5 separate regions of the Homo sapiens genome follow, and all the other regions are linked to region 1. A link is a contact called in ENCODE Hi-C or POLR2A ChIA-PET data. All regions are on one chromosome and are shown on one strand. The core of a region is the stretch at or near the end of the contact, and the rest is flanking DNA. Distances in the headings are between cores, read along the strand shown. Region 1 holds the start of SETD4 (SET domain containing 4). Region 2 holds the start of TTC3 (tetratricopeptide repeat domain 3). Region 3 has its middle 24 kb from the start of RCAN1. Region 4 holds the start of VPS26C (VPS26 endosomal protein sorting factor C). Region 5 holds the start of KCNE2 (potassium voltage-gated channel subfamily E regulatory subunit 2).

What was found. A loop is a pair of places that touch in the nucleus more often than their neighbours do. ChIA-PET counts read pairs that join two places held with the same protein, here RNA polymerase II (POLR2A). Pooled maps may share reads with other maps.
Region 2: a map of CD8-positive, alpha-beta T cell shows a loop between it and region 1 (5-fold over the local background). The contact joins the promoter of TTC3 here to the promoter of SETD4 in region 1. A Hi-C loop is called at or near these places in 1 of 168 maps with a recorded cell type or tissue (CD8-positive, alpha-beta T cell), 4 of 37 single-sample maps with no recorded cell type and 15 of 50 pooled maps.
Region 3: a loop to region 1 is called in a pooled map, with 7 times the contacts of the local background. The contact joins the enhancer-like site here to the promoter of SETD4 in region 1. A Hi-C loop is called at or near these places in 4 of 50 pooled maps.
Region 4: a map of B cell shows a loop between it and region 1 (8-fold over the local background). The contact joins the promoter of VPS26C here to the promoter of SETD4 in region 1. A Hi-C loop is called at or near these places in 3 of 168 maps with a recorded cell type or tissue (B cell and naive thymus-derived CD4-positive, alpha-beta T cell), 2 of 37 single-sample maps with no recorded cell type and 12 of 50 pooled maps. POLR2A ChIA-PET finds 5 or more read pairs at or near these places in 1 of 52 experiments (activated B cell).
Region 5: a loop to region 1 is called in a pooled map, with 2.9 times the contacts of the local background. The contact joins the promoter of KCNE2 here to the promoter of SETD4 in region 1. A Hi-C loop is called at or near these places in 2 of 50 pooled maps. POLR2A ChIA-PET finds 5 or more read pairs at or near these places in 2 of 52 experiments (H1 and T-cell).

What each region holds. Positions count from the first base shown.
Region 1 is chr21:36,058,261-36,063,361 of GRCh38, reverse strand. SETD4 (SET domain containing 4) reads left to right here and starts at 2,836. Exons shown (of 12, transcript NM_017438.5): 1 at 2,836-3,015; 2 at 4,438-4,546. The coding sequence starts at 4,474. It overlaps SETD4-AS1 (SETD4 antisense RNA 1), which reads right to left and starts at 2,758. Exons shown (of 3, transcript NR_186380.1): 1 at 2,741-2,758. RefSeq lists enhancers at 2,834-2,883, 2,914-3,063.
Region 2 is chr21:37,070,026-37,075,517 of GRCh38, reverse strand. It overlaps TTC3 (tetratricopeptide repeat domain 3), which reads right to left and starts at 2,264. Exons shown (of 46, transcript NM_001330683.2): 1 at 2,045-2,264. It overlaps PIGP (phosphatidylinositol glycan anchor biosynthesis class P), which reads left to right and starts at 2,447. Exons shown (of 5, transcript NM_153682.3): 1 at 2,447-2,518; 2 at 2,981-3,084. The coding sequence starts at 3,003. RefSeq lists silencers at 1,857-1,916, 2,137-2,456, 2,697-2,976 and an enhancer at 2,255-2,549.
Region 3 is chr21:34,636,516-34,641,685 of GRCh38, reverse strand. No RefSeq gene overlaps it. Among named protein-coding and RNA genes, the nearest start is that of RCAN1, 24 kb to the right of the region's middle. RefSeq lists enhancers at 1,088-1,197, 1,228-1,427. Within about 2 kb of position 1,330, at least 2 of the 41 ENCODE cell types and tissues checked have a DNase peak (open chromatin) inside an H3K27ac peak, as active enhancers do.
Region 4 is chr21:37,265,953-37,271,056 of GRCh38, reverse strand. VPS26C (VPS26 endosomal protein sorting factor C) reads left to right here and starts at 3,723. Exons shown (of 8, transcript NM_006052.2): 1 at 3,723-3,819. The coding sequence starts at 3,763. RefSeq lists silencers at 2,918-3,077, 3,818-4,127 and an enhancer at 3,618-3,677.
Region 5 is chr21:34,361,622-34,367,081 of GRCh38, reverse strand. KCNE2 (potassium voltage-gated channel subfamily E regulatory subunit 2) reads right to left here and starts at 3,076. Exons shown (of 2, transcript NM_172201.2): 1 at 2,931-3,076. All of the region lies in intron 2 of LOC105372791 (a long non-coding RNA gene), which reads left to right.

The DNA.
Region 1 (5,101 bases), core at 1,587-4,086:
GGACCAGCTGTGGTTGCCCACTGCTTCCTGGGTTGCAAGAGAGCCTCTGCCCCCAGCACCCGGCCTGGGTTTCCGCACCAAATATAAGAGTTCAAGAAAGACGTAAGAACACTAAACGCGGCTGGCAGTTAGAGACAGGTTTACCTTATATGAAACCTGACAGGTGCTCCTGGCCTGTTTCCGTCAGGAACTCTTTCTCTTAGAGACTAAGAGTATGTATTGGTTTTAGGGTGAGGGGGCTTACCACAAGCTTGGAATGTTTATGTGTGTGGAGAAGTTCATGGCAGGGTTGGAATCTCTCTGGGAAGAGGGGAGGTTATTTTGGGGTGGACATCTTTCCAGCCCTGAGGGGTGTTATCTCGGGGCTATCATCTTCCCCACTTCCCAGATGGAACGGGGTTTATCTTGGGGCTACCATGTCTCTGGTCAGGGGGGAATTTAGAATGTTTCTGGTTGAAGATATTATTTGTGATTTATGGTCATGGTGACCTTAGCCATTAGGCTGATGCCCTTTGGATTTAGGCGGTTTTTGTTTTGTTTTGTTTTGTTTTAGCCAGAGTCTTGCTCTGTCGCCCAGGATGGAGTGCAGTAGCGCTACCTCAGCTCACTGCAAGCTCCTCCTCCTGGGTTCATGCCATTCTCCTGCCTCAGCCTCTCAAGTAGCTGGGACTACAGGCGCTTACCACCATGCCCGGGTAATTTTTTGTATTTTTAGTAGAGATGGGGTTTCACCGAATTAGCCAGGATGGTCTCGATCTCCTGACCTCGTGATCTGCCCACCTCGGCCTCCCAAAGTGCTGGGATTACAGGCGTGAGCCACCGCACCTGGCCTAGGCGGTTTTTTATTAAGGTGCACTTTAGAATGAGGGGGTTGTCCAAGATGGTGATGCTCTGTCATTGTGGAACAGGGGGTTAGTTAACATCTGGTGGTGCACAAGCGGTAATTGTTTTAATATTGCTTAGGTGGAGGTGAGTGCTTGTTTAGCTGCTAGAGAAAAAGAAAAAACTTGTAACCATTAGAACAGAATTTATTCTTGAAGTGACTTAACTCTTTCCTGGAATGGCCTTAGGTCTTGTTTATAATTTTTGTATCTTATTGCCACAAAAAGTCTGTTCCATCAGTCTCATGGTCTCTATTTTAACATCAATGCTGGCCAGTTGTATCTAAACTGTAAAAGAGAGAGGGTATAATGAGGCATGTCTGACCTCACATTCCATCAGGGCTGGGAACTAAGTTTCTAAGTTTTTTTCTGGGGCCATCTTGGCCAAAAGGGGTTCCATTCAGTCAGTAGGGGCTTAGGATTTGTTTAGTTTACAGCTGTTAGAAACTATGTTAGTGTTTAAATCTTTTAGTGTTGGGGGGCAGGGGTGAATAAAATCATTTGTGTTTAGAATCTGTAGTTTAAATAGGATTTGTGCTCCGTATGCTGAGCGCCGGTCCACTGGGCCCACTTTTCTTTCTCTATACTTTGCCTCTGTGTCTCTTTTTTTTCTCAGTCTCTCATCCCACCCGATGAGAAACACCCACAGGTGTGGAGCGGCAGGCCACCCCTTCACTATTTACATAGTATTTACATTGTATTAGATGTTATAAGTAATCTAGAGATGATTTAAAGTATATGGGAGGATGTGCATAGGTTATATGCAAATATTACACCATTGTGAAAGTTGCAGAATCAAAATGGAGTCACTTGTGTCAAAACCCTGATAAATGCAGCTGGGGAAGGCCTTGAAGGAAGGGTTCTCATGCACTACGCCTCATAACAAGAATTGTCACAAAAGACCCTAACCTTGCAGAAAGGCCCAATCTTAAACACAGAAAATCCTTCTGCAAGGACATCTGTCCAGCAACTTTGGACTGATGCTACCTTTGTTATTCATTCTTTTAGCCAAAGATAATTGATTTAAAGCAATTCATATAATCTTCATTTTCCTTTTAAAAACATCTCCTTGCCTCAACCTCCCCCAAAACGCACACAGTTTACTATGGCATGCATATTCCCATTGCAATGCTACTCCCAGATAAATCTCATTTTCTTTTAGGGAGCCTCTTTTGTTACTTAGGTTTACACCATTGTATACAAGGGACTTGAGCATTCTAATTCTGGTATCCGCAGGGTCCTGGAACCATTCCCCCACGGACACTAAGGGACAACTGTACTTGTTTTTCATGACAGAAAACATGTTTAGGAGTACTAATTTTTTTTCCCCCATAGAAGATTTCCATAGAAGGGTTTTGGAGAGAGACACCACAGGAACATGCTATCAGCATGATTTCTTCCTGATGTTATCCTTGACCACCCGGTAAGGTACTGTTTGCCAGGTTTCTCCACTGTAGTCCCCAACACCATTCCAGGCTGTACTCTTTGGAATCAAGTTACTAGGCATAGCCCATAATCAAAGTGGGGGTGGGTGGGGCAGAAATCGAGCTCCCGCTATTGGAAGAAGGGGTATTTAGATATATTATTTAGAATTTTCCTGTGAGGCGGGTCCTGGGGCCAGAATGAAACGGTGGAATGGGGGCGGGGATTGGCGAGCAAAGTGACTCGACCCGGCAAACCCAGCCTGGCAGGAAAGCCCGAGGTCTGGGCGAACAGGGCCGCGCGCCCTAGGTGGTTTAACTTCGTAAGGAAAGACTCCGCAGGCCGGCTTTTCAGTGCGCAGCTTGCTCGCCTGCGGGTTACTGGGTTTTCTGACCCCTGACTCGACGTAGGGGTTATGGGGCTGTGGGTGTGCCGACCTCGTCCCCGACTGTACTGGGCGTTGGCGGCGAGTCCGCGAACACTGCGCATGCGCGAGCCGGAAGCTGCCGCCCGCGGCGGAAGGGGCGGACCCGGGAGACTGAGGACTTGGATTGCTTAAGGACACCAGGCAGGCGCGACAGCCTTCAGCCTCTCCCTCTGCAGTTTTGGCCGGTTCCTTTAACTTGCCTTCATCTGGGGCTGTTTGGTATTTCCACGTGCCTTGGGCCCGCCCACTGCAGCCTCCATCTTGGAAGCGGCCGCCGGCGCCTAGGTGAGCTAGTAGGACTTCCGGGTCGGGCCTCCAGTTGCCCGGGTAACGGGAGCAGAGTCGGCGGGGTGCGTTCCTTAGTCTTTCATTCATCAGCGTAAAAAGAACTGAGTTTAGGTCGCAGGTCCCCTCCAGGGCAGGCATTATCGTGTGCGCTGCAGTAACCTCTCATCTTGTGGAGTCCTACACTTAGCGCATGTTGCTCCGGCGCGCTGCGTAAAGCTGAGGAGCCTGAGGCCCGAGGTCCGATGCTCGCCTGGCTGGCCTATGGCTGCGGGAGCGGTGTGTGTCGGACCGTAGGACGGCCTCACGGCTAGAGTTTGAGGACTATGGGGGCGGGGACGGTGCCTGTGTCTGTGGCGGTCACCGGGCTTCACGTGGTCCTCAGCAGGGTGATGGTGGACAGCTCGCGCGAGGGCCCGGGAGTCTTGGGGACACTTCCCGGCGCGGTCTGTGGACTGAGCGCTGGGACCCGCACCGAACCAGCCGCCGTTCGCCTCTGGAGCTGGACATGCCGACTTTCGTTAGGTCAAATAATGAACCTTATACTGCGGAAGTGCGGTATTAATATTGCCTGGAGTTCTTGTCTCTTGCTCATTTCTGCCCTCGTATGTTTTAGAAGTAGATTTATTTTTTATTTTTATTTTTTTAATTTATTTTTTGTGACAGAGTCTCGCTCTGTCGCCCAGGTTGGAGTGCAGTGGCGTGATCTCGTCTAGCTGCAGCTTCCGCCTCCTGAGATCAAGCGATTCTCCTGCCTCAGCCTCCCCAGTAGCTGGTATTACAGGTGCCTGCCACCACGCCCGGCTGATTTTTGTATTTTTAGTAGAGACGGGGTTTCACCATGTTGGCCAGGCTGGTCTTGAACTCCTGACCTCAGCCCGCCTCGGGCTCCCAAAGTGCTGGTTTTACAGGCGTGAGCCACTGTACCCAGCCATTATTTTATTTTTATTTATGTATTTATTTTTTTATTTTTTTGAGACGGAGCCTCGCTCTGTCGCCCAGGCTGGAGTGCAGTAGCGCGATCTCGGCTCACTGCAACCTCCGCCTCCCAGGTTCAAGCGATTCTCCTGCCTCAGCCTCCCAAGTAGCTGGGATTACAGGCGTGTGCCACCACGCCTAGCTATTTTTTGTATTTTTAGTAGATTAAGCTGTAGTCACTAGGTCTGCAAGATAAAACTGTTTTAGAGGGACTGATATAATGGGAATTCTGTTACTGTAGGGATCATGATTTAGCTCACAGTATAAACGTTTCATGTACAAAAGCACTTGAGAGAAACAGTTTACCAAAACATACATTTGTATACTTAAAGGTACAAAGAACAGTGATTATCATATAACTGGAAAGTAAATCAAAGAAATGTTTTTTATTTTAGATTGAGCATTTCCACAGAAATTACAGTTTTGTCCTTTTTGAAAAAATAGAACTGTATTTCAGAAAAAAGAAACTACAGTTTTAGCATGCAGAAAGGAAAAGGGAGAACAAGCCGGATCAGAAGACGAAAACTCTGCGGAAGTTCTGAATCAAGAGGAGGTATGGTTTTTCTTTTAGTACCAGTAATGAAAAAAGAAATCCTTTTGTGATTGCTTGTTTGTTCATACGTAGCTTTTCTTTCTTTCTTTCTTTTTTCTGAGACGGATTCTCGCTCTGTCACCCAGGCTGGAGTGCAGTGGTGTCATCTTGGCTCACTGCAACCTCTGCTTCCCCGGTTCAAGCGATTCTCCTGCCTCAGCCTCCCAAGTAGCTGGGACTACAGGCGTGAGCCAGCATGCTCGGCCTAACACATAGCTTTTCTCAAAGGCACACAGTGTTCAAAGAGAATCTTTCTTTTTTTTTTTTTTTTGGAGACAAGGTACATTCTGTTACCCAGATTGGAATGCAGTGGCGTGATCATGGCTTGATCTCCCAGGCTCAAGTGATCTCCTCCCTTAGCCTCCCTCCTGCCTCAGCCTCCCAAGTACCTGGGACTACAGGTACATGCCACTGCACCCGGCTAATGTTTTTTTAAATTTGTTGTAGTGACAGGGTCTATGTTGCACAGGCTGGTCTTGAACTCCTGGGCTCGAGTGGTCCTCCTGCCTTGGCCTC
Region 2 (5,492 bases), core at 1,015-3,514, 1.0 Mb before region 1:
AGTGAAAATTGGTACAACCACTTCGAGAGCTTCTGTGATACTTGGTTAAATTGAAGACGCACATAGCCTACAATCCGGCAAATCTACTACTTAGGTGTACTTCCTACAGAAACTTCCAAATGTGTGCACAAGCAGACAAGTACAAAGATATTTATTGCAGGACTGTTTTTAAGAGTCAAAAACTGAAACAAGTTCAAAGTCTATCAACAGGGGAATGTATAAATAAATATGGTATATTCATACAACGCAATTCTATACCAGCAATTAAAATGAATGAACCAAAGATAACACAATCATTCAATTTGTTCATATATAAACCTCAAAATATGATGCTGAGCAAAAAAAAAAAAAGCAAGTTGCAAAAAGGCATGTATATTTTAATGCCATTAAAGTTTAAAAACAAACAATAATATATATTGTGTATGGATTCACCTTGATCAAAGTATAAAATATGCAAAGTAAAGATATACACAAACCTCAACGCAGTGGCTATCTCTAGAAAAGGAGGGGAAGGAACTGAGAGCAATTTTATTTCTTTAAAAAAAAAGAGTATCTGAAGTAAATTTGGCAAAAGATTAAATAATCACGTCTGTAAAATCTGAATCATGGATTGGTTAGCTCCCCCTCTGTATTTGATATCTGAAATATTCCAAAAATTAAAAGAAAAAAAGGAAAATTAGACAATAAGAAAATTGGGCAGAACAAAGACACCAAAACGCAGCCCTTGAGCGCAGAGCACGAAACCTTGAGCAATCGGAGCAGTAGCTGGGTCTCTAAGGGGTTTGAAGTTTCTTACCCTAGGTATCCTTATACTATATCCCATTTTCCTTAGGATAAATCGCAAATTTCTTGCAACAAAAAATGTCCTAACTAGAGTCGTAGTTATAAGGAAAAGGCTCTCTCCGGAGGAGTAAAATCTGTAAAATTTCTACCTTGTTTCCCTCGCCAGGATCTTGGGCAAAATGGAAAGAGATTTAGGTGAATGCCATAAAATACTCTATAAACCATTAAATATCATCAAGAACGCCTAAGGACCGCATCGCCCAGTAGGAGAGTGCATATATTTTGAAAGGTCTCTGCAACTGAGGGGGTTTTGGCGTCCAGGGCGCCACTGGAAAAGGCACGGCGCACTGGTACCAGCCCAAATTCACCTACGTCTCGGCTTCATTTTTTATCTTTGATCCCCCTATTCTGTCTCCTGAACAGGCTGGCTGAAGAGGCCACACTGGCAGCGTCAACACTGCGGAGCAGCTGGCCAGACTCGATCCTGTCCACCCCCCTTCCCATTAGCGTCTGTGGGAGAGAATGCTCAGAAAGAGGCGCGGGGGCGAGGGGAGCGGCGAGGTTACCCCCCTCCTGGGTCCGTTCCGTGGGGACAGGCCCTGGACTGGACTGCCAGTTCACACGAAAACAGGTGGCAACAGAGTCGTGACACGCACACACAGCAAGGGGTGTGCACGAACGTTCACGCTCACCAACGAAACCTGCACACAAGAGATACCCACTCGACAGAATTAAATCCGCACACAAGAGATCACGCACTCAACAGGACCCATGCGCAGACACTCTGCGTCACTCGGAGACACGCAAGGACGCACACTTGCGCGAGCAAGGCTCTAGGCGGGGGTCGCAATTGCAGAAGGCGCGGCCACGCGCGCTAGGGGACGCGCAGCCCACAGACAGGGGCAGTAACACAAAGGGGGGCCACCTGCAAGGCCGAGAGCGCCCACGCAGCCGCCAGGGAGCGCGGACACCGACACAAAAGGGGCGACGAGGCGACACGCGAGCGCCTCCACCCAGCGGAGGTGTCAGCCACGCACCGGCCGAGGCACGGGCAGCGGGGGGTTGCGCACAAAGGGACTACTCACACCCTCGCACCGGCATCCCAGGGCCTCGCTCGCGAAGGGGCACCAGACCAAGGGGGCAAACCCACTGGGGTAGGCAATGGCGGCCACACCCCCTCATCGCGCGGGACCCAACCCATGCAGACACAGTAGGCACCTCAGCGAGGGACGCGAGGAGACGCGCACACACCCACACTCACCACACACCCACGGAGGGGGTGTGGAAGGCCCCGCTCCCCCGGCATCTCGGCTGCAGCGGGACAAGGTGACACATCCGGGAGCCCGGCAGCGCGCCGGGTGTGCACTCACCCGGGCCCGCCGCCCGCGAGCCTCGGACGCGGGCAGCAGCAGCAGCAGCCGCCGCCGCCGCCGCCGCCACCTCCGGCCCTCCACGTCAGCCGACGGCGGGAGGGAGCGGGTGGCGGCGTTGAAGCGAGGTGCGTCACGTGGGCTGGCAGCGCGCGTGCGCAGTCGCACCCCACCGCCCCCTCCTTCGCCGTCGCGAGCCGCGGGATCACGCCCGCCCCCGCGCTCGCTGGCTCCCACCCGGGGAGGGTCGTTGTGCGCCTGCGCCAGGGTGGGGGTTGCCGTCGCGCCTAGGCCTTTCCCTCAGGTTTTCCTCTTCCCCACTGCGGCTCCCCAGTCGGCGCTTGCGCGGAGAACTCAGCGCTGAGGTGGCCGAGGTGTCGGGAGGGGCCTGGGTGGGCGTATGAAGGACCCGAGGTCGAGGGCCCCCCCATACCCCGCCTCGAATGAGAAATAGAAGTCTCCACGAATGGGCAGGGCCCGGGGCCTGGGCGCCGCGACCTAGTAGGCCCGCATGCTGGTGGGCGCCGCGCGAGCCTTGTTCCCTGCCCTCCCCTCCCACAGGGAGGCCACGCTTGCAGAGCTGGAGCGCGCGTCTATCGCCCCAGAACCCCCCTCCCTGCCCTATCCTCCGCCACCCCTTCTGTTGCGGGGCGCGCGCCAGCCTGGGTGTCTGTATGCGCTCGAGGCGGGGGCGCGGGTTGCGGACGGAGGCGCGGGAGGCGGTTCTGCGCGGCGGGGGCCGTACCCGCGGCGGAGCGAGGAGGCGAGAATGGATCAATGGTGCCACGGAGCACATCGCTGACGCTGATTGTGTTCCTTTTCCACAGATTGTCTAAAGCCCCAGGAAAAATGGTGGAAAATTCACCGTCGCCATTGCCAGAAAGAGCGATTTATGGCTTTGTTCTTTTCTTAAGCTCCCAATTTGGCTTCAGTAAGTACTTTCCTGATGGATGGCCAGGGGCTTTTTCTGGCGTTCAGTGACAAGGGAAGAATACATTGGTTAGACTGTGCACACATGAACTGTTGATTCTTTCTCCCTATGTCTCTTTTTAAGAAAATCTGAAGGGATCTCGTGTTTGCTGAGTGTTCCGTGTGCCAGCACTAGCCTAGGAGGTTTTAGTCTCTACAAATATTTATACAGCACCAGACGCGATGGCAAAGTGGATAAAGCCTGGTCCCTGCCCTTAAGGAGGTCGTGGTCTTGTGGAGGAGACAGATGGGTAAATCTACAGTTAATGCTCAGTGTGATGAGTGTCAGGGAGCACGGTGGAGAGACATTGAAACCAGACTGGAAAGTCAAGGCTTTCTACAGAGGCCTTTCCCCCTGGCACTGATGCTGATTAGGAAAGAGTAAGAGGGAGGGAAGAAGTGGAAAGGCCTTGAATGAGGGCGTGAGAGGGTTTGGACCCGAGGAGCTTGTGATGTCACCAGTGTGCCCTGCGGGATCTGGGGAACAGGAGAAGTAGGCCAGAGAAGTCGGGTTGAAAGGTGTGTCGTTTGCGTCCTGGATCTCCCTTAATTTAACCCCATAACATTCCATTTTACAGATAAGGAGACTGATGCTCACTAAGACACTAATATGCCCACTCACACAGCAAGTCCCAAGTCTCTCCCCAAAATGATTTGAGAATTTTGAGGCACACAAAAGGGAGAAAATTGAGTGCCCGTGATCCAACGTTCTGCAACTGTTTGGAAACCAGGAAAGTGGAGGAGTGGTAGTACTTCTGAACCCTAACTAAAATATATCAGCCTGCACCATCAGCACAGCTTGCAGATGAATGTAATGGCCAGGCTATTAAAACTGAAGTGAAGTGAAGAAGTTACAACTGAGTTCGAATTCTGACTCCTCCACAGATTAGCCATGTGAGCTGGGACCCTCAGCAAATTTTTTGAGCCTCAGGTTCCTTATCTGTAAAAGGGTAGTGATAATGATGGTTATTAAATGCTTATGACGCATGAAACAGTTCTATGGGGTAGGTTCTGTTATTACTGTCCTTTAAAGATGAGCATCCTGTGGTTTCAGTAACTTGCTCAAGATTGCAAAGCTACTAAATAAAAGCCTTCTAAATTTGAACCCAAATACACTGGCTGACTTCACTCTGCTGCCTCTTCTGACTGTTGTGAGGATTAACGGGGGTAATTTATGTAAAGCACGTAAAATAATGCCTAGGAACAGTTAGGGACTTAATAAGTGTTAGCTACTGATGTTATTGTTAGCACTTTTGTAAATCCTTGTTCAAAGAGTATGTCAAGGATTAGAAGCTATATGAATAAATAAAAGCAATCACTTTAAGGCTTAAATTCTGGCCGGCCTGGTGGCTCACGCCTGTAATCCCGGCACTTTGGGTGGCCGAGGCAGGCAGATCATCTGAGGTCGGGAGTTTGAGACCAGCCAGACCAACATGGAAAAACCCTGTCTCTACTAAAAATACAAAATTAGCCGGGATGGTGGCGCATGCCTGTAACTCCAGCTACTCGGGAGGCTGAGGCAGGAGAATCGCTTGAACCCGGGAGGCGGAGGTTGCCGTGAGCTGAGATTGCACTTTTGCACTCCAGCCTGGGCAACGAGCGAAACTGTCTCAAAACAAAATTAAATTCCATCATACCCACAACCAAAAAGTAATTCAAGTATTTATTGGTGCTTACCATGTGCCAGGCACTGTTACAGGCCAGGAAGGACCAAAACAGCCAAAAATGCCCTGCTTTGAGTCTTCATTCTCATGCCGGGGGGAGATAGTCAATGGGCAAGTTAAATAAGAAAAACGTATATAGTATCAGGTGATAACGTACTATGGGGAGAAATTAAGCAAAGGGAAGGAGGATACGAAGTGGAAGGAGGGCCTTCTAATGTGCTTCTATGTCATCTTTTATTACTCATTCGTGAGCACTTGTAACAATGTAGTGAAAATACCAATTTTCTCTATTCACCACTAGATTTTAAGTTTAGGGAGGGCAGAAGCCATCTCTTTTGGATTCAATATTGTGTCTCACACACCTGACATACAGAATTCTGTAATACATATTTGTTAAGAAAAGAATGCATCATCACTGATGTAGTAGGTAGTTAAAATTTATCTTTGCCGCTTACCTTGGGTAGGTGATGTATCCTTTCTAAGCTTCCATTTCCTCATCATTTAAAATTGCATACTTGCCTTGGAGGATTGTCTTGGAGGATTATCTTAATGCATACAGAATGCTTGGAACTGTGCTTAACCCACAGTGAGTGCTCAGAACTTAGCCATTGTTGTTATCGTGGGATAACAGTAAAGAGTGCCGAGATTTCGGATTGAGGGAAATAACATTGTACTCTGGGAGATAGGGCAGAAGCTCAGTATGTGG
Region 3 (5,170 bases), core at 81-2,580, 1.4 Mb after region 1:
GACTTTTATACACACTTTACAAAAGGGGGTGGGCTAGCTTGAAGTAAGCTTACAGTGGCATGAAAGCAGGGATACTGAGGCAGGACAAAGACAGGATTGCACATGACCGTTGCCAAGCAACCCAGATGTCCGTTATCTAGTTTTGCCTGGGCATGGGCTTATCCTATAACCTTTACTATGGTGCCCAGGCAGCTGTAGTTTGGGCCTACTCAAGCTTCTTATGACCTTTGTTGTACTTCTTAGAGAAAACAGAATACTTGAAGTCACTAGTTACAGAGAAGAGGAACCTACAAACTCATTTCATAAAACAAAGGAAATTTTTTTTTCTATGTTGAGGGAGTGCTGGGAGAGTCTTCAGAGCACATTAGATAACATTATTAGGACCTTTCCTGGGTCTGGGCTGTGCCTGTTGCTGCCTCTGGGACAAGTCAGCCTAATACAGGAAAACTTTTTTTTAAATTTTATTTTTTTTTAATTTCCAGCCTCAAAGGGACCAACCCATCTTAGAGACTTCTACAGACAGCCCGTCCCCCTGTTAGGTGACGATTTTACCAGTGTAGACCTCCCAGGATGCATTATCACTGCCAGCATCTGAGGCACTTGTAGTAACCACTTTACGCGGACCTGAATCATGAATGCTTTCCATGGAAGTGACTCAGAGGAAAAACTATTTTCAAAGCAAGAATTGGCAGGGCAGTGGAACTGATTGGATGTGCAGTTCAAGCAAGAAGGAAGAATTAAAAGTGATGGAGAAGTTGAGTTCCTGAACACCAGAAGGTTTATGGACATGGAGCTGGGCTGGAGAGGCTGAAGCTGTCCTGAGGTGGGGGAAATTTAAAGGAGTGGGAAAGGTGTAGGGGACAACTGTCCTCTTTGCCATCCAGAATCTAGTCACCCTTCTAGTAAGCCAGAACCCTAAAGTTTCTCCAATGATCTCACAGAGTCAATGGACATGAACTTGAATAGAACAGGTTGTGTGAGCTGCTGCAACCATCTCGTCACCACGTGGAGCCTGAGAAAGGCATGCAGTGGGAGGGGGCAGGGACGAGATGGAGAGAGATCAGAGAGATTAAGAGACTCCTGAAGCAAGCTATATTGGTTCCACCCCAAACTTTTCTGTTACATGAGCCCAACATATTCCCTTTTTTGCTTAAGAAAAGAAAAATAAAATAGAATATTAAACAGTGCAACTGCTGTAGAAAAGTTTGGTGGTTCGTCAAAAAATTAAACATAGAATTATCCTATGACTCAGCAACTCTAATTCTGAGTATATATCCAAAAGAACTGAAAGTGAAACTCAAACCAGTATTTTCACACCAACGTCTGTGACAACATTATTCACGATAGCCAAAAGGTAAAAACAACCCCAGTGTCCATTAACAGTTAAATGGATAACAAAATGTAGTATGCACATGCGATGGAACATTGTTTAGCCATCAAGAGGAATGAAATTCTGATACATGCTGCAGCATGGATGAGCTTTGAAAATATTGTGCTAAGTGAAATAAGCCAGGCACAGAAAGACAAATGTCTTGTAACTGCACTTATATGAGGGACCTAGAATAGTCAAATTCATAGAGATAGAAAGTAGAATAGAAGTTACTAGGGGCAGGGGTTGGCGGGGTGGAGAGGCAGAGCTGTTGTTTAATGAGTACAGAGTTAACAATGGGGGAAAATATTTTAGGTACAGATAGTGATGATGGTTACACAACACTGGGAATGTATTTAATGCCACCGGATTGGATGCTTACAAATGGTTAAAATGATAAATATTATATATATTTTGCCACAATTTTTTTAAAAAACAGAAATTTATTATCTTGCAGTTCCAGAGACTAGAAGTCTGAAATCAACATGGGGGTGGTGAGGGTGAAAAAAAAAGATGATCAGAGAGTTTGGACATTTTTAGTGACAATCTACTCTGATAAACCAAGCACCTGAATTCCCATGGGAATAAGGATATGTATGGTCACCTTTACCAATTGACTGACTGTTTCCTCGGGGTCTCCGATGAGTTGGCTGTCTGGCGCAGGGTGCACAACAGTTCTTAAAGCCACACATCTGTCCAAAAGCTCAAAGAGGCAATAGTACATCTTACACTATTGCAGATCTTCCAGTAAGTACATATATATATCTCACTGTAGTGCTGGGAGTAACATGGTGGCCTCAACAACCCTGGCAAATTGCCCTGTAACAAAACAGCACTGTGGGAAGTCACCTTTACCAATCATTGGTGCATCATAACGAGAGTCTCCTCTTTCTTCTATTCAGGGTTATTTGAGTTCTTTTGCTAATTTAACTGTGGCATCTGGCCTGGGAACATCAAAAGACAACAAAACTCCTAATCATCAGGGGAAGAGTCAAGTCTCCCTGCCCCAGGAGTGATGACTTATTACAACAGCTCTGGGTTGGTGCTGATGGGTTTGCATGTTCCCCTTCAGAATCCATCCTCTGTGGACTTGAACCTACCAGGGGATCATGGTGAATTCTTCCAAGGTCTGGGGAGGGGTTGGTGCTCTAGGCCTCTGGTAATTTCCAAACGGTGTCTCTCTGAAGGAGGGCTGCCAGCCAGCAGGTTCCAACAGGGTCACACCATCCCCATCCACCAGCTCCTGGGATTTGCAAAAACACAAAAACAACTTTGCATTAACAGTCCATCTGAAACCCAGAGAAAGTGCGACCAGGCCTTTCACCAAGATGTGAAGCCTCTGCCTGGCCCAGAGGGATACATGTGTACTCCAGGCTATATTCTGAACCTTCATGCCTGTGACCGGGCCATGCCTCACATGTCGTTCCTACTAAACTGACTTGATCATGTCGAGCCCCTGTGGTAATCCATTCTCCCTTTTGGTTTTGAAACAGGGTCTCTCGTTGTTGCCCAGGCTGGAATGCAAAGGCACGACCACAGCTCACTCTAACCTCAAACTCCTGGGCTCAAGGGATCCTCCCATGTCAGCCTCCCAAGCAGCTGAGACCACAAGTGCGCACCACCACACCCAGCTAATTTTTTTGTTTTTTAAACCAGGTACTGTGAGTGCTCACCTGATTCTGGGCTCTAACAAAGGTGTTTTTTTATGTGTGTGGAGATAGTTGTTAAATTGGTGCCTTGCTGGGTGGATGATGGGTGGAGCCTTCTATTCTGCCATCTTGCTCCACCTCTCTCCTCCTTTTTATTTTTTTAAATAAAAAGGGGGTTTCACTATGTTGCCCAGGCTAGTCGCAAACTCCTGGGCTGAAGTGATCCTCTGGCCTCCCAAAGGGCTGGAATTACAGGCGTGAGTCACTGAACCCAGCCCATCTACTCTCTTAGTGTTCCCATCCCCACACTGTTCTGTCTTCCCTTTACCAGTTTATCCTGTTCTCAACTTTGGTCCAGATACAATGCCATTTTTGTGGACCAACCTTCCTCATCTTCACTGAGGTCATACCTGGGTTCAAACACCAGCTGAGACATCACAACCTCTATGACCTTGAGTAGCCATTCATTTTTTCAGGTATGCATCTGTATGATGGGCTTGATAGTTCCATCTGTTTCAGGCAAGGTTCCCTTGCAGTCACAGGAACCACTCTAACTATTTTAAGCAGAAATGGATTTCATATAGGAGTAGTGTGCTCACAAAACCTTCACATGGGTCAAAGAAGCAGGCTAGAGAAGAGGCCTGCAGGAAAGACTCATAAAACAATACTGCAGGACTAACCCACCAGGGAAGCCACCTCTTTTAACTCAAGCACAAAACTCTAGAATCAGGAAGTGGCACAGCCCCAGGACCTCTGAATCAACCTTTGCTTCCAGTGATGTAACACCTCAACTGTGATGGAGATCAGGGGCTACCATGACAATGTTTACCCCCATGGCCCCTCCACACCGACTAGATCTGCACCAACAAAAATATATATGACCCTTACTGCCACTCCCTTCGCACTTAATTCAGTTCCAAAGTCAGCTCTCTCATGGCTGCACCTAATCAGCAGCTTCCAAATCATATGTGGAGCCCTGTTTGCAAGGCAGGCTGGGAAATAGTTTCTGTCTCTTCAGCTCTGTAGAGAGGAAAAAGCAGAAGAAGGTTGCAGTGAATGGATGAGGTCTCACTCACCTCAGAGGGGTGTTGTGAAGAGTGCAGCAAGACTCTGACATCCTCATCAGTTTATTCATTCATTTACTCGGCAAATGTTTATTGCCAATTATTGCACCGGGAGTTCAATGATGAATGCCGCACAGTCCGTGCCCTCAGGGAGCTTACAGTCTATGCTATGGGCTGAGTTGTGTCCCCTTTCTCAAATTCATATGCTGAAGCCCTAACCTCCAATGTGACTATATTTAGAGCTATGGTTTTAGGAGGTAAAGCTAAACAGGGTTATGGGGTGAGATCCTAAATTGATAGGATTGGTGACCATATTAGAAGAGAAGCAGACACCAGGGCCCTCTTTCTCTGCACACACACACAATGGAACTGCACTGGAGGATACCTCAAGAAGGCAGCTGTCTGCAAGCCAGGAAGAGTCTTCACCAGGAATGGAGCCACGCTAGTCCCATGATCTCAGAATTCCAGTCTCCAGAGCTGTGGGAAAATACATTTCTGTTGTTGAAGCCACCAGTCGGTGGTACTTTGTTATGGCAGCCTAAGCAGATTAAGACAGTCCCGGAGGGTTCAAGCCAGAAAGCAGGCAAGTCCAGCACAGGCTGGTAAATGCTAGTGGAGGACAAGCACCAAGAGCTCTGAGAGCACAGAAGAGGGGCACCATTATAAGCCTTAAGGGGCCAAACGAGACATTTGGGAATCTAAGGGTAATGCCAAGGTTCAGAGCGAGGAGAGATCCTGGCATGATTCCAAACACAAGCAAGTCAATAGAGCTAGAAATGCCCTATTTCTAGGGTGTTTGAGGAGTTTGCAAAGGAAGGGGTGAGTGATCAGGCTAGAGCAGATCCTTCTAGGATGGAATCATTGGAAGGACTCAAAGGTATGCCACAGGTGCACTCATCTACAGCTTTAATAAAGGTGAGGGATAGAGCACGTCAGGAAAAGAGAATGGAGGCAACCTAAGAGAGGCTAGAAAACTTAGGCACAAACCCTCGCTGTCCTTTCTCATTTGCACAGCGTGAACTCGGTCTTCAGAATGACCCACCAAATGTGTGCACATTACCTTGATCGAAAGGGAGCTTTTGCAACTC
Region 4 (5,104 bases), core at 2,474-4,973, 1.2 Mb before region 1:
GCGCACAGGGTTTGGGTGTAGGAAGCAGGATTCAATGCGGAGCGTAGTGGTTTAAAATATGTCCTCAAATTCTTTGACCCTCCCTTCCATAGGTAGAGCTAAATTCCCCTTCCCAAATGGAATTAGTGGGATTTAGTGACTGTCTTCTGATGAAGAGAAGAAAAGTAGATGTCCTTCAGATACTTGGCCTCACAGGGCATTGCAGCTCCCTAATTGCACTCTCTCTTGATTGACTGGTCTGGGAGAAGCTAGCTGCCATACTGTGAGGCTTCTCAAGCAGCCTGTGGAGTGGAAGTGAGTGCTCCCAACCTCAGCCATGTGAGGGAGCCATCTTGGAACTGGATCTTCCAGCCGACAACAGGCCTTCAGACAACTGCAAGAATCTGACACCTTGAGCCAGGAACACCCAGGGAAGCTGCTCCTGAGTTCCCAACTCGCAGACATAATGAGACGTTTGTTATTTAAAGCTACTACAGATTGGAGTAATTTGCTACACATCAGTATTTAACTAATACTGGGAGTTTTGAATATGGAATGGTCCTTCAGAGTTGTCCTAAACTGGAACAACGGAGAGGCCTCTATATCCTAAATGGATTAATTGTCAAGTGTGGGCTGCCCCCTAGAAGGGGGAATGACCTTGGGCAAGGCAGTTTTCTTCATTAAAGCCAAGCTTTGAAGAGTGACTTAGCTGAAAACTGTTGAGACCAATACTCCTAGCAGCTCAGGGAACATGTCCTCCAGTCCTGCAGGAAGAGTCTGCGCAGAGAATCATAGCACCCACTTAAAGATGTTTAGTGGGACCTCTACTATTGTCCCAGAATTGGCACTAGGCTCACAATGGAAAACTACAGGCATAGTACTCCATCTCCTAATGAAAGATGCCTATAATTGGGGCCACTTCCCCCAGGGCTTAATAAAAAGCTGCAGATCTGGCCCCGCTTCCACCAAATACTTCCCCAGTCCTCTCCTCAATCTATACAGGAAGGCAGGGGAAGGAATGAAAGGAGGCAGTCGGTATTGCGGAGGACGGTGTTTCTGGTGGGAAGTGATGTAGCTGGGAAGGACATAGGACAATCTCTCCAAGGTATCAGAGGGCCTGCTGGAAGGGGAGTCTGGTATTCTATCTGTTGCCTGCAGATCTGTTCCTCCAGCACTCTTGCTGACTTATCCCTGTCTGTATGGCAAGGGGGAACAACAAAATTGAAGAGGGATATAGCAGGGGAGAGAGGAGTAGCCACGGGGTGGTCTTCAGTCCAGCCCTTTTGTGTGGCAAAGATGTGTATTTCTCCTGGGTCAAATTCTTCCTATGCGGAAGATAAATGGTCCTGAGTGATCTTGCCTGAGAGGCTGAGTGTACTGCCCGGTGCTGACGGCGGCGGGGGCGGGTGATGGAAAAGATCTCCCATGGAACTGTGCGGCAGGGAGAAGGCCCCACCCGACCTCCCCATCTGTACCCCACGAAAGGAATTTTAAACGAGACAGTTACCAGAGAGGCAGGAATCAACTAAGAAAATTCAGCAGTGGCTAGTTAAGAGATATTTGTCTCATTTTCTCTCCTCTTCCTTATCTCAACACAGAAGCCAGGCCTTGCAGAGGTACGTTGAGAAGTGTCTGCATGCCAGAACCACGCTTTGCACCTTCCCACTCACACTAAGGGATTTAGGGTCCCACTTGAGACATGAGATCGACACTTTAACACGGTCTGATTTTTGGTAACTCAAATGGACCAGAAAGTTAAGGTATCATCTAAGGTGTGAGTGAGGGATGGAAAAGATTTAAAAGGATAGCGATTGGAGGCTGGGCGCAGTGGCTCACCCCTGTAGTCCCAGCACTTTGGGAAGCCGAGACGGGTGGATCATGAGGTCAGGAGTTCGAGACCAGCATGGCCAACATGGTGAAACCCCATCTCTACTAATACAAAAATTAGCTGGGAATGGTGGCGCATGCCTGTAGTCCCAACTGCTCGGGAGGCTGAGGCAGGAGAATCGCTTGAACCTGGGAGGCGGAGGTTGCAGTGAACCAAGATAGCACCACTGCACTCCAGCCTGGGCGACAGAGCGAGACTCCGTCTCAACAACAAAACAAAACAAAAAAACCAAGTATACAATGTTGATACATGTGTTTCTTTTCCTGTTTCTCTGCAGTGTCTACTGAGATTGATTTTTTACCACTTGAAAATGATGGGTGAGTCTAGCGGAAAGGGATCCACTTCTTGAATTCAAATAGACTAGACTGTGATTTTCAAGTCCCTAATGAATTGTTCTAAAATCGCTGAGTTTTGAATTGCCAGGAAAACATTGAAGACAGAGACCAAAGCCCTGAGGGCAGAGAGGAGCTGCAAACCAAGACCTGAATATTTGAAAATACCATTTATTAACCTTCAAATGCAATTGTAGCTGCAGCACCATCACTGCTGGCCTGTAAAACATTTTATATTCTTAAGAGGGAGGCATTCGTGATACTAATTCTTTTTACAGATAGTTTCTGATGTTATCCCAAAAGCAATGCACTTTAAAAAATAATGATCAGAATCAAAGAATTTAAACAAAAAGCAAAGAATTTAAACAAAAAGCACTTTTCACCGCATTATTTAATTAAATCATTTGTCAAAATGAAATTTGACCTTCTGCTTATTGGCAAAATCCTCATTTATAACATTTACAAGAGATTTTAACTCAATAAACGAAGTACGTTAACAGTGCACTGCCCTGCCCTGCAGTAACGCCCCCCACCCCCACAAACTGTATCTGGGGTCAGCTGTTGCTGGGAATAAAAATAATAGGCAGATTCACTCCAGCTTTCAGTCTTTCATTTGCAACCAATCTCCAAGCCCCAGAGCCTGGGGGCCGTGCCTTTCCACCCTTCACGCGGGGCGCACGGATCTGAATATTTAACACCCGGTTCCAGGACACGCGCCTGGGGAACACCCACAATCCCTCGCGGCCCGCGGAGCCCGGCTGGCGGGTGACCCAGCGCCCGCGGCTCCGAGAGGAGCGAGGTCACCCGGCGCTTCCCGAGACCTTGGCCCTAGGCCCAGCTGGCGCTGGGACGCGAGGCAACCGAGCCGCCGGCCAATCAGCGCTTTGCAGGACTAGCACGCAGGGGCCGCACCCCTGAGGGTGACCGGAACCGCTCCCGCGGGAAGGGCAGGGTGCGGCGCCTGGCCGCAGACAGACAAGGGGGCGCCGGCTCTTCAGAACCCCAGGGAGAAAGCGGTGGAGGGCTAGAGTTGAGGAGACTAAGGACATTTGAGGAGGGCAGGCATTACCAAGTTAAAACCTCCTGAAAGACAACTCCATTGGGCGACCGTCTGCGCCGCACAGCCTGACGGGAGCGTCATCCTTCCTGCGCAGGCTGCAACCGACAGACAGGCTCGGCTCCGCCTCCAGCCGCGGGGCACGCGGGGAGAGCCGTTCCTCCCTCCCTCCGCTAACCCGGACAGCAAAGGAGCATTTCCGGCGTAAGACTGTCCCTACGGAAGGGGTGGGGCTAGCTTGGCCCCGTCTTTCACGCCCAGAGGGGGCGGGGTGAACCGTGACAGCGCTTCGGCCCGCACTAAGGCCGGCTCTTGTGCCGGAAGGAGGAAGGCGTGGGCATTCGCCCCTCGGAGCTAGGGAGTGTGTGCGACGCCGCTGCGAGGTCACGTGAGCCACTGCCGGCAGAGAGGGAAAGGGGCGGGGCCCAGAACGAAGCGGGGAGGCGCCCCTTGTTTCCCTGGGGTCACGCGCAGCCGGAAGTGGCGGCTGCTGCGGAGAATTGGAGATGGGGACCGCCCTGGACATCAAGATTAAAAGAGCGAATAAAGTTTATCACGCCGGGGTAAGTGGGGGCTGGGGGTGGGGATGGAGGTGGGGTTGGGCGGGTCTGCAGGTTCCGCTGTCTCCATCGCTCTGCGCACGTCCCGCGTCCCTAGGCGGGGCAGGGCTGTCCCGCCAGGTGCGTCTCCGCCAAGGTGGGTGCGTTCCCGCCAGGTGCGTCCCCGCCAGGTGCTTCCCGCGCGAGGCTGGCTGCCCTGCGAGGAGGCCCCAGGGCAGGCGCCGCCGCCGCATCTGCGGGACGTGCAGGGCAGGCGCCCAGCTCCGGGGCTGCGCTCTTCCCATCTGGCCCCTTGAACACCCGGCGGTGTTGGGTTCTCAGGCTTGAGCTCCCTCAGTGAGCGCTGAGGGCGGAGGAGTTGACGACCAAACTCCCCTTTCCCTCTCTCCTAAGGTGACCGCAAAGGTCTAATGAACGAAAGCTAAAACAAACCTTGGAAGCAGAAATGGGTATGTCTGGCGGCAGCATATATTAGATGGTAGTCACTTTTAACAACATACTAACATACTACGAAAGTTACTGCTTTTTCTGGTTTTATTCTTCGACTGACACAAAGGAATGGCTATTAAAATGCAAGTATAAAAAAGTAAAATCTTGACTATGCCATTAACAGGTTTTGTGACATTGGCCAGTCATTTAACCTCCTTGGGCCTCAGTGTCCTTATTTGCAAATGAGGGTGTTGTAAGGTTCCTCTAACTCGGGGAATCTCAACCCTTACTCTACATCAGAATCAGTCATCCTGGAGAATTTTAAAATATGATTGCTTGGGTTCCACTCCCAGCGATACCGGTGATATATGTGCAGCTAGGGTTGAAATCACAGCCCCAACACTCTTTGGAATAAAATTGATCGCAGTGGTTGGTCATATTAATGCAAAGTAATCTCAAAAGGGACAGAATTTCAGACAAAGGTCTTGGATGGATGCTAAAACTTTTGGGCAAAAGACAACTAGGGAAGCCTGCTCTTATTTACACAAGCTCAAATGGTCATCCCCTTGATGGTTAATTACAAAGGGAAAAATCTGGCCCGCGCGGTGGCTCACGCTTGTATTACCAGCACTTTGGGAGGCCGAGGCGGGCGGATCACCTGAGGTCAGGAGTTCGAGACCAGCCTGGCCAACATGGTGAAACCTGGTCTCTACTAAAAATACAAAAATTAACCGGGCGTGGTGGCGGACGCCTCTAATCCAAGCTACCAGGGAGGCTGAGGCAGAAAAATCGCTGGAACCCGGGAGGCGGAGGCTGCAGTGAGACGAGATTGTGCCACTGCACTCCAGCCTGGGCAACA
Region 5 (5,460 bases), core at 1,827-4,326, 1.7 Mb after region 1:
TTCCCTGACCTCCCCAGGTCTAGGCAGAGACCCTTTTTCTGCCCCTTCTGCAAATGACCATGTTAGTTTTGTTTTTTTCCTTTTTTTTTTTTTTTTTTTTTTTTTTTGAGATGGAGTCTCTTTTGCCCAGGCTGGAGTGCAGTGGCGCGATCTCGGCTTACTGCAAGCTCTGCCTCCCGGGTTTACGCCATTCTCCTGCCTCAGCCTCCTGAGTAGCTGGGTCTACAGGCACCCGCCACGAAGCCCGGCTAATTTTTTGTATTTTTAGTACAGACGGGGTTTCACCATGTTAGCCAGGATGGTCTCGATCTCCTGACCTCGTGATCCGCCCACCTTGGCCTCCCAAAGTGCTGGGATTACAGGCGTGAGCCACCGTGCCCGGCCTTGTTTTCGTTTTTGAATTACCCATGTATTGTGTGCTTATTCATGTGATCCTCAAAACCACTCTATAAACTCCTACCTTCAGGATGTTTAGTGAGATTCAGTAACTGAGTCCCGATGACAGGAGAGCTTGAGCCCCCGGAAGGCAGGGATTGCTTTACTCATCTCTGAATCCCGGGACCCTACACAGCGATGGGTACGTAGCAAATCTTTACTAAAAATCTGTTGAATGAAGGTGTGAATGAATGACAGTTCCTCTGTGGAATTCAACTGGAAACTACCAGAACAGTGATTCTTAATTTATTCTTAAGGGGTGTGGGAATTGGGGGTGGGGGAGGGGCGGTGTTAAAGATCCCTCGAAAAGTAAAATAAAATGATGTGACTTAATTTTTCCCCAAGAAAGTATACCTATGCACGTAGGAAGCTCTACATTCAATTTCAGGGGACTCCTGGGACCCCTAAGGCCCATCCAAGAGTCTCTGCCACAAAAGGTCTTTGAGATGAGGGACTTCAGTGCTGAATTCCACTGGAGTCATTTGGGTTTGTTTCCAGGTGCAGGCATGGCAGCGTTCACCAGCCTTTTAGAGCTAAGCAGCCCCAACTGCCCATTATTTGTTCAACCCTTCTAATGTGAACAAAGGCCCCACTGCTAAGCCGGTCAGGAGGTGCTTTTTGATAAGACTTAATCACAGGGATGAAAGGGCCTATAGGGATTAAATGTCTAAGTGCTCACCCGTGGCCAGGCCAAATAAACAGGATCCAAAAGGGATTTGGCTTTTGAATACGGATGCATGAGATGTGGCCGAGTGGCCCATGCCTGCTCCATGACCACAGGAAAAAAACAAATCACAGTGTGTGAAAGCAGCTTCGTTGAAGGACATTATGCTAAGACATTCCAATTATAAGTGGGTTGATTTCAATTTTTTATTCCCAGAATTACTGTTTAACTGACTGATAGACATCAACCATATTTGGAGGCCAGGCACAGTGGTTCACACCTGTAATCCCAGCACTTCGGGAGGCCGAGGTGGGAGGATCGCTTGAACCCAGGAGTTCGAGATCAGCCTGGACAACATAGCGAGACACCACCTCTACAAAACATAAAAAAATAGCTGGATGTGATGGCACACTCCTATAGTCCCAGCTACTCAGGAGGCTGAGGTGGGAGGATAGCTTGAACCTGGGAGGTCAAGGCTGCAGTAAGCCATGATCACACCACTGCACTCAGCAGTGACAGTGAGACCCTGTCTCAAAAATCAAATCGAAACAAACCATATTTGGTATACATACTTATCCTACCCCTAAGTAGAATATCATAATAGGCATTTACTTTAGTAATGCTAAGACAACTACCATTTATGTTCTCTGGAATTATATGAAATAGCCATTTATATAGGTTAGAAATGGTCAAATATGGGCAATTCATGTGTATCAACCTAGGAGGACCTACATTTCCAGTGAATGCTTCTTGCTGAGTCCTAGCACAGGCTGGGCCCCTGGAGATCATTTAGGCTGGTTTGCTCTCTGATAGGTGGAATAACTATAGCCTAGAGGGCTTAAGTCACCTGTCCAAGATCACAAGCCTCTCAAGTTGGCCACAGTGCCTGGACTAGAACTCACATCACCCAAGCCAGTGTCCAGCACTGACTGTCCTAGCAGAGGTCACACATTCCAATAACTCACTGTTTTCATTGCTGTGACCAGTTGGCTCAACTGGGTACAAGACATAAGATCAAGACCATGATTTGAGCTTACACATGTCATTAGTTGTGCCCTGTCTCCAGGCTACAGAATGATCCCCTAATTCCAGCCATTCCTGTCATGAATGTGTGTTATTCATGACAACAGCAATCAGGACACTATTAGGAAAGTAACACTCATTTGACCCCAAAGTCCAGAGTTTTCTTTTCTTTCTTTTTTTTTTTTTTGAGATGGAGTCTCACTCTGTCGCCCAGGCTGGAGTGCAGTGGCGTGATCTCGGCTCACTGCAAGCTCCACCTCCCGGGTTCATGCCGTTCTCCTGCCTCAGCTTCCTGAGTAGCTGGGACTACAGGCGCCAGCCACCACGCCAGGCTAATTTTTTTTGTATTTTTAGTAGAGATGGGGTTTCACTATGTTGGCCAGGCTGGTCTCGATCTCCTGACCTCAGGTGATCCGCCTGCCTCAGCCTCTCAAAGTGCTGGGATTACAGGCGTGAGCCACCGCGCCCAGCCCCAAAGTTTTCTTTTCTTGAAACATGGTAGATCGCTCACATCACCTGGGCCTATAAAAGGCAGCAAAGTCTTTCATTTTTATATCAAGAAGAGAAAACAATATGATTACCTACGTTTACCATGAATCCTCCATTTTAAAAACTCTCAAAATTTTCATTCTAAGGCAATTAACAAAGAAATGAGTAAGGAAAACACAAGAAGGAAAGAAGGAAGAGTGGATGAGGAGCCAGGCCATGTACCAGGAAAATCATTCCTTTTATCATTTTCTGGAAAAGGCACATAGATAACTTTGTTACTTAATTCCTCAAAAAATAAAGAATGTGTGCTAAGACTTACCTATGCAGTGTGTGGGCAGGATGAAATTCCTTTCCAAAGCCAGGCTGTTCTGAACCTTCTTGCTGGCGTTAGCGAGCTCTCTTCTGGGTTGCACACAAGCCTCAGCCTGCTGGGCACCTTCACCTTACAACCATCTAAGCCCTTGCAACTGCAGTCTGCAATCCTATGCTTTTATGAACCCACATGTTTAATCTAATCGTATGTGGAAAGTTAAATACTAACTGGCAGTTGGAATTCACCTTGGTGCCTGATGGGGTGTGTGCCTCAGGGACTCTGGCTTTGGGCAGAGTGGCACAAGTTCCTGCTCTGGGACCCTTCCTGCCAGCTCCAGCCAGGGCAGGGCCTGGGTACAGTGAACATCTTTCCCCAGAAGAAGTCTTCCTCTTAGGGTAGGCTTGGGGGACAACAGCATTCCCTGCCAGAATACGTGGGAAGGGCTGGGTGGGGTGGCTCACGCCTGTAATCCCAGCACTTTGGGAGGCTGAGGCGGGCAGATCACCTGAGATCAGGAGTTCAAGACCAGCCTTGCCAACATGGTGAAACCCCGTCTCTACTTAAAAATGTAAAAATTAGCCAGGTGTGGTGGCACACACCTGTAGTCCCTGCTACTCTGGAGGCTGAGGCAGGAGAATCACTTGAATCCACAAGGCAGAAGTTACAGTGAGCTGAAATCATACCACGGCACTCCAGGCTGGGTGACAGAGTGAGACTCTGTCTCAATGAAAGAAGAAAGAAGAAGAGGAAGAGGAAGAGGAAGAAGGAAGAAGAAGGAAGAAGAAGGAAGAAGAAGGAAGAAGAAGGAAGAAGAAAGAAGAAGAAAGAAGAAGAAGACGATGTGGGAAGGACAGGGCCCCAGGGAGAGGAGCCAAGAACAGCCATCTCTGGGTGGTTGGTATGGGTTGAGGGGGTCAGTATAATTCCAGGCAAGTGCCGTGTTCTGAAGACGCTAAATAAGCTAGATTCTGGTAAATACTCCTCCACGGGACCACATCCAAATGAGTTTATAACAACATTGTTGTCTTGTAAAAGAGAAACGGGCTGCAAGGGTACTAAGGTACTACATGGAGGAGCTGGAAGTTAAGTCCAACAAAGAGGTTTTGAGGTTTTTGTTTGTTGTTGTTGTTTTGAAACAGAGTCTTACTCTGTCACCCAGGCTGGAGTGCAGTGGCGCAATCATAGCTCACTACAGCTTTGAACTCTTGGGCTTGAGGGATCCTCCTGCCTCAGCCTCCCAAGTAATGGGACTACAAGTGTGTACAAAGCCTGGTTAATTTTTATTTTTATTTTTGTAGAAATAGGGTCTTGCTGTGTTGCCCAGGCTGGTCTCAAACTCTTGGCCGCAAAGGATCCTCCAGCCTCAGTCTCCTAAGGCGGTGGGATTACAGGTGTGAGCCATGGTGCCTGGCCCCCAGCAAAGTATTTAAAGACCTAGCAAGAGCTAAACATACTCTATTTACCAAAAGATCCTTTTCTATCATGGTGGGGACCCTTGGAATTGGGAGAACTGAGTCTTTATATTGGCTATCATTTAGGAGTGCTTACCATGTGCTTTTATCGTATTAACCTCAGGTAATCATTGCCACAACCTGATGTGGAAGGTACTGTGAACTTAGCCAAGGGAATCAGGGCACAAGAGGTCTGATGACATGGAGGTGGAGCCATTTGGATTTGAATCCAATTTAAATGGCAGCCACGGAAGTTACACTCACTCACTCAAAATCACTTCAAGGTCATGTGGGTGGTCATTACTCTGTAACTTGTCTCATGGTTTTGTAAAAGGAAGGTTCACTTTGTTTTAAAATTGGAGTTTCACATTAAATGGTGCTCTGAACCATGTGGCTTGAAGCACACTGGGTGGCAAGAGGAAGATAGCTAAGATTTAACATGATCTACAAATTATTGCAGAGTTAACGTTATTAGGTGTATTTTAAAGAAATACGAGGATCTCTGTAACTCCGCAAAAGCTTCTCATTAACACCATTTGTCCTCATGGGTTGTCTTCACTGAACAAGATAGGCAAACTCAGCCAGGAGGAACACTTTGGTGGTGTAACTGTGTTCACCATGCCTCTGCAGAAATGGAAGCAAAACGTTCAAGTAAGAATTCCGCTAGGAGACGGTGCCACCTGCTGGTGGGAACAGGGAACTGAGGCCAATCTTCTAACTCAGCCCTTGCGGTTTAACTTCACTCTTGAATTCTGGCGCCGAGGAGAGGGGAATCAAAGCAGCGTGTTGTGCTTTGGTAATTAAAGGCAGAACTGGACGGCGATGTGTCATGGAGGCTGGCAAACCAGGTGAGCAAATTACTTACTGTCCCTGGTCTTTGGATTCTTCGTCTGTAAGATAGAGATAAGAGTTCCTGCTCATTTGGCTTGTTATAAAAGTTAAATGTGATCACAGATATATACAGCACTTAGCACAGAACCTGGCACGAGGTAGGATAGTAAAATCTATAAATTGAAATGCAGCAAAATTCATTTCTTGTTTTAATAAAAGCAAATGTAGAATGTTTTACCCATTCAATGAAAAAC